2 separate regions of the Homo sapiens genome follow, and region 2 is linked to region 1. Evidence: chromatin contacts called from ENCODE Hi-C or POLR2A ChIA-PET data. All regions are on one chromosome and are shown on one strand. The core of a region is the stretch at or near the end of the contact, and the rest is flanking DNA. Distances in the headings are between cores, read along the strand shown. Region 1 holds the start of ZNF697 (zinc finger protein 697). Region 2 holds the start of SEC22B (SEC22 homolog B, vesicle trafficking protein).

Region 1 (5,790 bases), core at 1,785-4,284:
TGAATCATCACAGGTCTATGAGAAAGGCTCCATCCCATTTTCTAAAGAAAAGGCAAGATAATTAAGATTTTTTTTATCCTTTCACTCCTTCTTTGATTTATTCATGTTTTCAAATCAAACATCCTTTGGGCACTTGTTAGATATTAACACCTAAAGCAGGTGTCATTGAAATAATACAAATTACCAAGGGGTAAGATTAATTTTGACTGTAAAGTTTGGGAAGAGTTCTGTAAGGGAGCTAATCAGCTGGGCCAGGATATGTACAAAAATAATTAGGGACAGGTACAGGGATGTCCAGCAAGCATGGGGTTCAACCGGACAGTCACGGAGGTAGAAGAATGTCTGTTGCATCTTCAAGGACTGGGGAGCTATTTGCTCGAAGGATGGGTAGGTAAATTGGGGTGGCACAGGTCCAGTAAAGGAGAGGGGTAGGTAGGCACTGAATTGTGAAGAATTTTAAATCCCAAAGTAAGGAGTTACTTTTGTTGATTATATTAACTCTACATAGTGTGTGGTACTGAGAAACCTGTTAAGGGGCAGGTGAAAGAAAAGAAAAAAGAAGTAGAATCTTAGATACAAAGAAAAGCCCATATGGTACTGACATAGGTTCAAGCTCCAGACCTCTTACTGACACTGTAGCTATTTTTTTCTTTCTACATAAGCAGACAAGCTCCTTCTTGCCTTAGTTTATCATCCTTACAACCAACCTTTACCCTTTCTCCTTCCCTTCACAGGACACTAGTAATTAGGCAAAAAATGTAGATTCTGAGGAAATTCAAAGAGTTTTGGTGGGGGAGGGAGAGGAAATGTGATGCAACTCCATGAGCCTTAGTCATGCTGCTGATGTGAGGTCACTATTTACCACTTCAATCCAGCCGCATCAATCCAGCCGGTTCTTCTGTCTGACTAGCATCCATTTACCCCTCTATCCCAGTAGTTCTGAAAAGCCATCTATGTGTTCCTTTGTGTAATGTAAAGGGCAGCCTGACTTCATATTTATGATCTTGTTCAATAGGATGCCATCTTATTCTCTGTTGGGCATGGCTGAACTTTTGACATCAACTTTCCCTTAACAACAACCCCCACTTCCAACACACACACACACACACACACACACACACACACACACACACGGCCAATATGTTCTAACTAGAAATCATCTAAATTCACAGAGCCTCTTCCCTTCACTTCATTATCCTCATGGCCTCATCCTAAACAACTCGGTTTTTTTTCTCGATTCCATTCTTTATCTCAGTTCAAATGCCTCATCTCTCCCAAAGAAGCTAAGGAAGAAATGTTTTGTTTCACCTCGAAAGCCATTTATATCAGGCTCAGGGCTCTCTCCATGTCCTACAGCATCATTCTTTCGACCATGAGCCTTGCATACTCCTGCCTGGCCATATAAGTGGCATTCTTAAAGGTTCATTTGGTTCCTCAAACGTATTCCACATTAAATAATATCCACATGTTGGCTTGTTGAGAGAAGAAGGTAAACAGTTGGGGGCATCAACAAAAAATCAGGTGAGGGGAGAAAGGAGAGATAGTGAGTGTGGCCCCTTAGGCATGCTGAGTTCAGTTACAACAGTCACACTTGGACTGTATTCAAAGTTGCCCACTCATCCACCACAGCTACTCAAAGACATTTAACTCGCTAGCCATTATCCAACCGCATTTACCAGACGCTCAGTCTTGAGGGAGGAGGGTAACGCAGTAGGGGATGCGGAGTATTGGTGTCATCCTACAGGTTAAGGACAAACATGCCCACTACAAGGACAGGGATACATCACCAACTTCAATTCAGCCCAGGGTTCATGTAGTAAGGGGTGGGTGATTCACTCCTGTGGGGGAGGCAGGGCGGGGGCGGTTGGGGGAGGCGGTTAGGAAAAAGGAAAATCGTGGAAAGTCCCAGAGGAAGTGGTAGTCAGTTCCCGATGCATGGCCATAATGTACATTGGCCATAAGGTACACTCAGCGCCTCTGTGTCGCTGCTCCCCCTCAACCTTTTACTCACCCACTCCTCCCAACACGCGCCTCACCCGTGCCTCCATGCACAATCCTGAGCCTCGGCATCCCCGCGAGGTGCAGGTTCCAGCTTTGCCCACCACCCCACCACCTACCTACATGGACACGTGTGGTTGGAATGCCTCCCGGGGCTAGACGGCCACCCCTCTTGGGCTGCGAGCTGCTGCCCATCTCTCCACCCACCCGTCCTTATTGTGTCATTTGCCCGGTCTGATGGCAGCCCCAAAGCCGCTCATTTGAGTGGGCTAGAATGGAGAAGAGAGGAAAAGGGAGGCACACATTTCATTCACTAGGACCCAAGATGACCTGCCGCCTCTCTCCTGCCCTTCTCGGAGCCCCCCACCCTCCCTTAGCCCCAGTGGGGCTGGAGGCACGAACAGACAAGGCAAGGGGAGCGCAGTCCGTCAAGGTCCACAGCTGCACACAAAGCCCTTCACCTTCTCCTTGCCTTCCAAGCTCCTCCCTGGGCTTGGTTTCTCCGAGGGTCTCTGATGCCCCCTTCGGTGGTCGGCGGGACGGTCCTATTCCCTCTTGCATCGCTGTCTCCTCCCTCAAGTCTCAGCCTCCTCCTCCCCGCCCCTCGCCACATACCCCTGAGGGAGCTCAGTCCTGGCTTTGGGGGCGCGAGAGCACCCCATAAGCCCGGGGCCCTGCGCCCCAGGGGAGCGGACAACGGTCCACTTTACGAGGCACAACTTCGCCCAGCCGTTCCGCCACCGCACTCGAACACACACCCCATCCCCGCAGCGGTCGGGTCTGGTCCCGATCAGCCCCATCCCCGGGAGGCGGTTGAGCCCAGCCACAGCCACGCTCCTACCTGCGAGGCGGCTGGCGCGGCGAGGAGCTAGGGCACCGAGCGCCCCGGCCCGAGCCCCGCACCGCAGCGCGTCTGCCCTTGTGCGGCGGCGGCGGCTGCAGCGGCCGCTGGGTGGCCCGCTGGCTGGCTGGTTGGCTGGCTGGCTGGCTGGCTGGCTGGCTGGCTCGCTGGCTGGCTGCCCGGCTGACTCCTCACTGGGGCTTCCTGTAGGGCTGGACAAAGGACATTTCCTGGGAGGAGCGGGAGAATGTTCCCAGCATGCCTCGATTTGTAGTTCCCGGGGACTTCCTGCCACCGCAGCAGCGGGCGCCCTGGAGGTAGCTCGGGCCAGGCTAGGACTCCGGGACAGGAGGAAAGGCGCTCGCTGCTTCTCTAAGCGCTGTGGGGAAGGGAGCGGCCGGCGGGTCTTGCCCCACGCCCCGCCCCGCGGCGCTCAAGGAGCCCGCTGTCCCGGAGCACGCGAGATCCCAGCGCTGCACTCCGAGCTCGCGGCACCGGTTGCGGGCAGCCGGTGGGACGCTGCCGCTGAGCTGTCCCATGGTTCGGGAGGGCTCTGCGGTGGGAGAGGCCTTTTCTTTAAAAACTGGGAAGTTTGTGGTGGGTTCGCTTTTTAAAAATTAATCTAAAAACACAAAATCTATCTTTTAAAATAGATTTTCTTTTTGTCTTTTACGCCGTTGACATCCTGCTGGGGGCCGATTAAAGAACTTGATTGCTCACCAGGAATTCAGGTTCCTTAAGATCTTGGCGCTTCATCTTTAAAACCATACAGAGCTGATTGTTTCCAGATCCCGACCCGGTGACATTCCTCCCTCATTGTTGACCTTGTCCCAAACATCTTTTCAAGAAAAGCAATTAAATTGAGATTGAAAATAAATTACGTAAATTAAATATTAGACGTGAAAACCTGTGTGCTGCTGAATTAGGAAAGTGCTGGACTTTCTGCGTATCTTTCCTTCATTAACCTTTAGGATTCAGCTTCTTGGTCCCATAAAACAGATGTGCTGGCCACTGTATATTGAGTGTGTGTATTTCGGGAGTGGAAGGGTGAGGAGAAGAGGACATTGGCTACAAGAGAGGAACTCTACTTCCAGCCTAGCAAGAGTCTATGATGCCCTGCACATGTTTTTGTCTATTTCTGGGACCACAGACTCAGGACCCTTAGAAAATCAAGGAAGGACCACATAGAGACTAAATGACTAAAAGCTATATTCTCTCCTGGAGCATGAGCAGAAAGTAATAAACTGAACTAGGAAAGGACAAGTTCTAGGATGCTCTAGAATGTGTTTGAAAAGTAATCAGATAGAAAAGTCTCTGGGAGGCCGGGCGCGGTGGCTCACGCCTGTAATCCCAGCACTTTGGGAGGCCGAGGCGGGCGTACTACGAGGTCAGGAGATGGAGACCATCCTGGCTAATACGGTGAAACCCCGTCTCTACTAAAAAAAAAAACACCAAAAATTAGCCGGGCGTGGTGGCGGGCACCTGTAGTCCCAGCTACTCGGGAGGCTGAGGCAGGAGACTGGAATGAACCTGGGAGGCAGACCTTGCAGTGAGCTGAGATCATGTCAGTGCACTCCAGCCTGGGCAACAAAGTGAGACTCCGTCTCAAAAAAAAAAAAGAAAGAAAGAAAGAAAAGTCTCTGGGCTTGGTGGCTCATGCCTGTAATCACAGCACTTTGGGAGGCCGAAGTGGGAGGGTCACTTGAGCCCAGGAGTTCAAGACCAGCCTGGGCAACACAGTGAGACCCTGTTTCTACGAAAAGTAAAATAAAATAAATAGCGGGTGTGGTGGCGCGTACCTGTAGTCCCAGCTACTCGGTCGTTTAAGTGGAAGGGTCGTTTGAGACTGGGAGTTTGAGGCTGCAGTGAACCGTGATTGCACTCCAGCCTGGGTGACAGATTGAGACTCTGTTTCAAAAAATAAGGTCATAATTACGTGTCACTTCCACTTGTCATTTCACATTTTAAATCCATATGATTAAAACATTTGGGTGAAGGGTTTAGCTTACATTTAAGTAAAGTTTATGCTAGAGTTCTCTTTCTCTAGAGATCCTTAACCTCACGGATAAGATGGCCTGGATTAAAATGTAGAATTGATGAGAAGCATGCAGATAGGACTGTTCACCTCCCAAAAGTTCCTGTTGTATGCCCACCCTAAAGGTCCTGCTGTATGCCCACTCTGTTGACTGTCCACCTAAATTAATTGTGCTGTGATCCTTGCATTTTCTGGACCCTACAAATTACTGCTCCTTCATATTCTCAACCTGGTAACATTCCAGTGAAACTAATCTCCCCATCTCCACCCCAAAGAATTGATTATTGTTTTGCAAATCAAGTAGCCTCTAATAGTGTTCAGTCTGAAAAACATGATATACTTGCTTGTAGCATTTAACATATAACATTGCCCATTGAAACTATTTTTTGCCTTGCTTTTAATACAACACACTCTCCTCCTTCTCCTACACTTCTAACTTGAGCTCAGAATAATTGAACTTTCACTCATTATTTCACGCCATTCCAAACCTGTCCCATCCTTTTGTTTCCAATCTCAGTTATTTTGTTACTTCAACAAAGTTTTGTTTAACATTTATTCATGCTAGTCTCCATGTCTGGAGTAGACATGTAACATTCAACAGTAAGATATTTTACTGAGTAACTACCAGCTATGTCTTACCCCCAAGAAGCCCACACTCCAGTTGAAAAGACAGATGTCACAAAATTACTTCACAGTGTTTAAGGGCTATAATGCTGCCTTATACTGGGGTTCGTGTTCTGTAAAAGTGGGGCTCTTTCCATAAGCCTTCTGTTCCAGTGAGTGGCAGGAGTGGACAGGAGTGGCCAGAGGAAGGCTTGGGAGGGAGGAAATACAGACGGTAAAGAAGACATGTAGTATGTGAAATTTGGTTCTGAACAGGGTGGTAGCTGAGAAGGAAGTCGGATCAAAGGACATT
Region 2 (5,790 bases), core at 2,445-4,944, 530 kb after region 1:
ATGCAGTGGATCAGAATAACTGGAAAAACTGTGAAACAAATTTGAGGTTATCCAACAGCAAATGTAGGATTTGGATCTATATATTACAAAAGATAGAAGGTAGTAACTAGACACACAACCACAATACTTTTCGTTGCTGTCACCTAAGACTGCTGAACAACTAGTTGTATCAATAACAACTTTTGCCTTCATAGCTCTTTATCATTTTCATAGCTGAGTTCAGTGGGTATCAATACCCACTGAACTCAGCTGGTCAAAGACCAGCAGCACCAAGAACCAACCACTTTCCTCTAAAAGCAGTTACAGTAAGTGGATTAATCAACCCTCAGTGATTGGGAGCGTGAGACAATTTAACTGTATAACATGTTATCTATCTGCTTTCTTGGAGCTTCCTGCTGCCTATTTGGTGAGATCTAACACTTTCTTCAAGTCTGGACTGCCCTTCACGATGCCAGAGGAAAATGAAAGAAAATACAATAATTTTGAGGCAGAACAGAAAGGTAGATAAAGAAATTGCAAAAATCCTAAAAGGAGAAACATGCCATAAAAGGAATGAGGAAAAAAGATAAACAGGGTATCAGTTAGGGAGTCCACATTTGAGAAGAAAAGCTCATCTCTCTTCCTGCCCTAAGTCTAAATTTTCAGTTAAACACAGAGGAAACACCCTGTATAAAATACTCTGTCTACATTATTTTGTAAATTTTACTCTCTATTGTATTATCTGAATAACTGTCCATCTTCGGTAATATGGCAGCTTGTACAGGCACCTAGTAAATACCTAAAATATGATATCTATTATCAGTGTAAATACTGAAAGTACACTGATAAGAAAACAAAAACATACAAAAATGAAAATACATTGAATTATCTGGCCTGGACAATTAAGGTGATTAAATATAAAACTGTTTGGTTGAGATATCTGTTTATTAAAAAGTTATTCCTGGACTCCTAAGAGGTAAGACATCATTAAAAGGCCTTAGAACAAGGCAGTAAAGTACAGTGGTTAGGCACTAAAGTACAGTGGTTATTAAGTTTTTGTCTGAGTCGACAAAAACTTAATAAAAACCACTGGGTCTCAATTGGGGTGATTTTGCCCCCATGAGACATTTAGCAATGTCTAGAAATATTTTTGTCGTCATACAAACAAACAAAGTGGGGAAGGGTAGTGGTACTACTGGCATCTAGAGGGTAGAGGCCAGGAATATTGCTGGACCTCCTACACAATATACAGAACAGTCCCCAAGAACAAATAATTATCCATCCCCAAATGTCAACAGTGCCAAGGGGAAAAACCCTGATGAAAAATTTCATTATGCCACTCATTAGCTGTGAATTTAGGCAAGTGATCTATCCTCTCTAAGCCTCAGAGCTTCCTTATCTATTATTGGAGATTTTAATAGTACCTGTTCTAATATGGTAGTATGAGGATTAAATAAAAAAATGAACTTAATAGGCTTAGCACAGTGTTTGGTATGTAGTAGGCGCTTTTATAAATGTTCTGTATACTATTAAAATAGTAAAAGTAAGCCTAAGATTCAGATCTTTACAGACATTAAAAGTTTAGGCAAACTTTATTATTCAAAGTCAAAATTCCTAAAGGAAAATACTATGGCACTACAATCACAAAAATATTTGTGTGTAAAATTTCTTTCCTTGTCAATTAAACAAAGCATCCCATCTTGATAAACCAATATGAAACCAATACCAAATTTATAATTAAAAAACAATAAATCAATTAATTTTTCAATAAAGTATCATGGCAGAGAGTAGGGGCCACTAATATTAAGTAGACTTTCAAGTTCACTTTGTATTCTTTGCTAACACTGGAATTCAATGCAATAATTTAAAAATTGACCAGATTCCATCCCCCCTACCCCCAACACACAGCCACCCACTGTAGGAAAACTATTTTTTAGTCAAACTACACATCCTTCAAGGATATTCCCCTGCACTATCTACTTTGTTCAAATCATATTCCTAGGTTCATTTGAACAATTACACTCCTTCTGCAGGATGGTCCTAGAGTATTCCTGAAAAACATTTCACATTAGCAAATCGGGGTATGTTAAATTGTTCACGGTTTATTTCAAAGATTAGACTTTGTTTTTATGTAATGAATAGAATATATTTCACTTAGCATGACCTGCAACTTTATTATCTGTATCACCACTCTCCTAAAAGTGAAAGTAACTATATTTCCAAATCAAACCTAAAAAGGCATATAACCAAATAGAATAATAGTTCCTTACTACTGGATCCTACTGTTACCTTAGTGTCATACCTTCTGGGAAGACTTTCCTGATTTCCTAAAACCAACTTAGATATATTTTCCATGTTCAAGCACAAAACCCTCTTCCTTCTCCTTAGCAGTTAAACTACATTTTAATAGTTTGTTGGTTATCTGATTTTTCCACTAGACTGTAAGCTCCACAAAGGTAGAGACTGTGTACTCTAACTCCCTGCATTAACACTATGCCTGGCACATTTGATGTGCTCAGTAAAAATTTTTTGCATTAATATATGAATGAAAAGTCCAACAGAAGAAATGTGCAAACTATTTTTTCAATATCTCATCTTTTTTTAAGGCTCAAGGTTTTACTTAGACTGTATGGAAAAGTAAAATAAAATTGATCACTTTAAACAAATTATATAAATTCCATTCTCAGCTTTGTCTTCAGAACCTCCCAAGCTTGCTCCAGAAACTTGTCTTACTTCAGAAATTTCCACTGTGTTTCTAAAACACAAAACATCTTTCTTTTAAGACATCTGGAGTTAGTGCTGTTTTTAATCAATTCAGTATACTTTTGAGCACCTACTAGCATAAAGCAGCTATTGTAAAAGGTATGGATAACAAAGAGATGATTAAGACCCGTCGTTTGCCCGCTAGGAAACTCAAGTTATTGAAAGACAAAGAAAAAAATAAGTTACAATGTATTGCAGGAATGTGGTACGGCGTATTGGAGAAGGTGGGAACTGGGGATAATCCTGAAAGAATGTGATGTACTGAAATTTAACAGGTGCTTTTATGTGGCAATATTACCTCACCCACTTTCAAAAGATGTCAGCAAGCTAGGTCAAGGATCAGGTGCCACGTTATAGACTTGAAGAACTTGGCTGATTTTTTCCCAGGATTTATCCATCAGCAGTCCTATTAGCAGCAGAAAATTAGAAATCCTGAATTTTAACAAAGTCCCTAAAGAGTCAAAGAACACTGGGTGATCACAATCAACCAAAGCTACCACTTCTCCAGAGCGTTTTTCTAAAGAGAAACAGCTAACACAAAAAACTTAACTCCTCCTTCAGGAAAGATTTCCTCTTCGCCGGTAGTCTCTCCTACACCAAAAGATAAAAGCGCACTTCAGAGAGGTCGGGAGTGCCCGGGAAGTCACAAAGGTCTCCCGGTCCTAGGAAGGAATCCGATGCTGAGGGCAAAGCGCGCTGACAGAGACTTGGGGTCGCGGGTCGTGAGTAAGCAGCTCACCTGTTCGTCCTCCTGCATCGAGGCGGCCAGCGGGAGCCCGTCCGCCACTCGGGCGATCATTGTTAGCAACACCATCTTCACAAACTACAGGGATCCAACACTGGCCCGGAAGGCCCTTGGCGCCGTCCTCACTTCCTCCGCCGCGACAACAGTTATACCCTATGTCTCAGTTACCGGAGATCCAGCTGCTTGCGTCTCCGCTTCCCGCTGAGGTGGCCGGAAACAGCGCAAGAGCTTTCCACTACCGGTCCCCAGAATTGGCTTCCCTCAGAGAACCACAACTATCAGAACACTGGTTCCGCGATCTGCCTTCCACCTTCTTAACTTCCAAGGTCTGGCTGGGTTTTCTGAATTTGAGGCTTCGAATAAGCCTCGCCCTTTGAGCGGCCATTGCACCCAAGCTGAATCAGAATTTTCTAGTTCCTGAAACTAAGTCTTGGGAGAGAGCTGGGAAGGAGGGTGGGAGTTAATGGGTAATCCCCATTAACCACTAACCGTTAACCATGAAGGGTATGTAAAAAAAGGAAAACCCTGAAAATTAGGCTATTTTCATATTTATTTTTTTCTGTTTTCTATGTCATATATTCTATAAAATGTTCTATATTTATATATTTCTAGACAAAGATTTTTGTCTATTTTTGCTTGTTTGTTTATGCGGTATCCCCACCAGGCTCCTTAAACAGTTTATGGTAAGAAGTCAATAAATATGTGTTGTATGTGTGAATAAATGAACAAGTACAGGACATCTTGTACCACCTAGGTCAGTCACCTACAAAAAGCTAGGATCAGGCCGGGCGCGGTGGCTCACGCCTGTAATCCAAGCACTATGGGAGGCCGAGGCGGGCGGATCACGAGGTCAGGAGATCGAGACCATCCTGGCTAACATGGTGAAACCCCGTCTCTACTAAAAAAACACAAAAAAATTAGCCGGGCGCGGTGGCGGACGCCTGTGGTCCCAGCTACTCACTCGGGAGGCTGAGGCAGAATGGCGTGAACCCGGGAGGCGGAGCTTGCAGTGAACCGAGGTTGCGTCACTGTACTCCAGCTTGGGCAACAGAGCGACACTCTGTCTCAAAAAAAAAAAATAAATAAATAAATAAATAAAATAAAAACTAGGATCTCTGATATATCTAGGTGTTCCCATCTCTTTGTTTTTTGGTGTCCCCATCTCTAAAGTGGGGATATGATCGGCCTTTCAGGGTTTTAATGAATATTAGATGAGAAAATCTAGGTGCAAGGCTTTCAAAAGCTAAAAAAAGAATTATACAAATGCTTTTATTTATCATTGCTTAATAATGACTACTCTTTACTAAGTGCTTACAGTTAGTTCTCGCATTAATAGAAACACTGTTAAGTATGTTCTAGATATTAGTTAAGCAACCCAGTAAGCTTGTTTAGTATTATATCTCCACTTTGTAGTTGAGAGGAAAGCCTCAGAGAGCTAGCAGTGATGGGAACAGGATTTGAGCTCAGGTTCAACTTCAAATCCTGATGTGATTCTGTCTTAACTTGTACCCATTAATTAAAGAGCTCAGGCTTTTGTTACCTTTTATATTGGCCTTCAGGATTAGAAGAAAACCAATATTATTTTTGTGTGGCATTTTCTTTATTAAAAAGATTCTTATTTCAATAGCTTTTGGGTTACAAGTGGGTTTTTGTTACATAGATGAATTATATAGTGGTGAAAGCTGAGATTTTAGTGCACCCATCACCTGAGTTGCGTACATTTTACTTAATAAGTAGTTTTTTAACCCTAGGTCCCTTCCCACCCTCCGCCTTCTAAGTCTCTAAAGTCCATTATATCACTCTGTATACCTTTGTGTACTCATAGCTTAGCTCACACTTAAGTGAGAACATACGGTTTTTGGTTTTCCACTCCTGAGTTACTTCACTTAGAATAATGGCCTCCAGCTCCATCCAAGTTACTGCAAAAGACATTATTTCACTCCTTTTTATGGCTGGGTAGTATTCCATGGTGTGTGTGTGTGTGTGTGTGTGTGTGTGTATCACATTTTCTTTATCCACTCATTAGTTGACAGGCACTTAGGTTGGTTCCACATCTTTGCAATTGTGAATTATGCTGCTAAGAAAAGTAATATTATTTAATGATAGACTTTTGAGACCAAAACCCAATAAGACCTAGTGATTGACTCCACATGAAAGATGAAGGACTACAATAAATAAGACAAAAAAAATTGTGCTATTAACAGAGACAGAAAGTGGAATGGAAGTGAATCCTTGTGTATATGGGAGTCTAAGTTGGTAGAATCATAGTACCTTACATTTAAAATAGCCCATAGATATAAGTT

Evidence for each region. Hi-C counts contacts between places; a loop is a spot of excess contacts on that map. ChIA-PET counts read pairs that join two places held with the same protein, here RNA polymerase II (POLR2A). Pooled maps may share reads with other maps.
Region 2: a map with no recorded cell type shows a loop between it and region 1 (5-fold over the local background). The contact joins the promoter of SEC22B here to the promoter of ZNF697 in region 1. A Hi-C loop is called at or near these places in 1 of 37 single-sample maps with no recorded cell type and 3 of 50 pooled maps. POLR2A ChIA-PET finds 5 or more read pairs at or near these places in 3 of 52 experiments (MCF 10A and WTC11).

The regions. Positions count from the first base shown.
Region 1 is chr1:119,645,232-119,651,021 of GRCh38, forward strand. It overlaps ZNF697 (zinc finger protein 697), which reads right to left and starts at 3,035. Exons shown (of 3, transcript NM_001080470.2): 1 at 2,460-3,035. It overlaps LOC124904389 (a long non-coding RNA gene), which reads left to right and starts at 3,085. Exons shown (of 2, transcript XR_007066506.1): 1 at 3,085-3,156; 2 at 3,493-3,745. RefSeq lists silencers at 2,452-2,615, 2,913-2,972 and enhancers at 3,031-3,871, 3,043-3,112.
Region 2 is chr1:120,172,826-120,178,615 of GRCh38, forward strand. It overlaps SEC22B (SEC22 homolog B, vesicle trafficking protein), which reads right to left and starts at 3,695. Exons shown (of 5, transcript NM_004892.6): 1 at 3,482-3,695. The coding sequence starts at 3,556. RefSeq lists enhancers at 2,817-3,382, 3,317-3,686, 3,383-3,948, 3,727-3,856.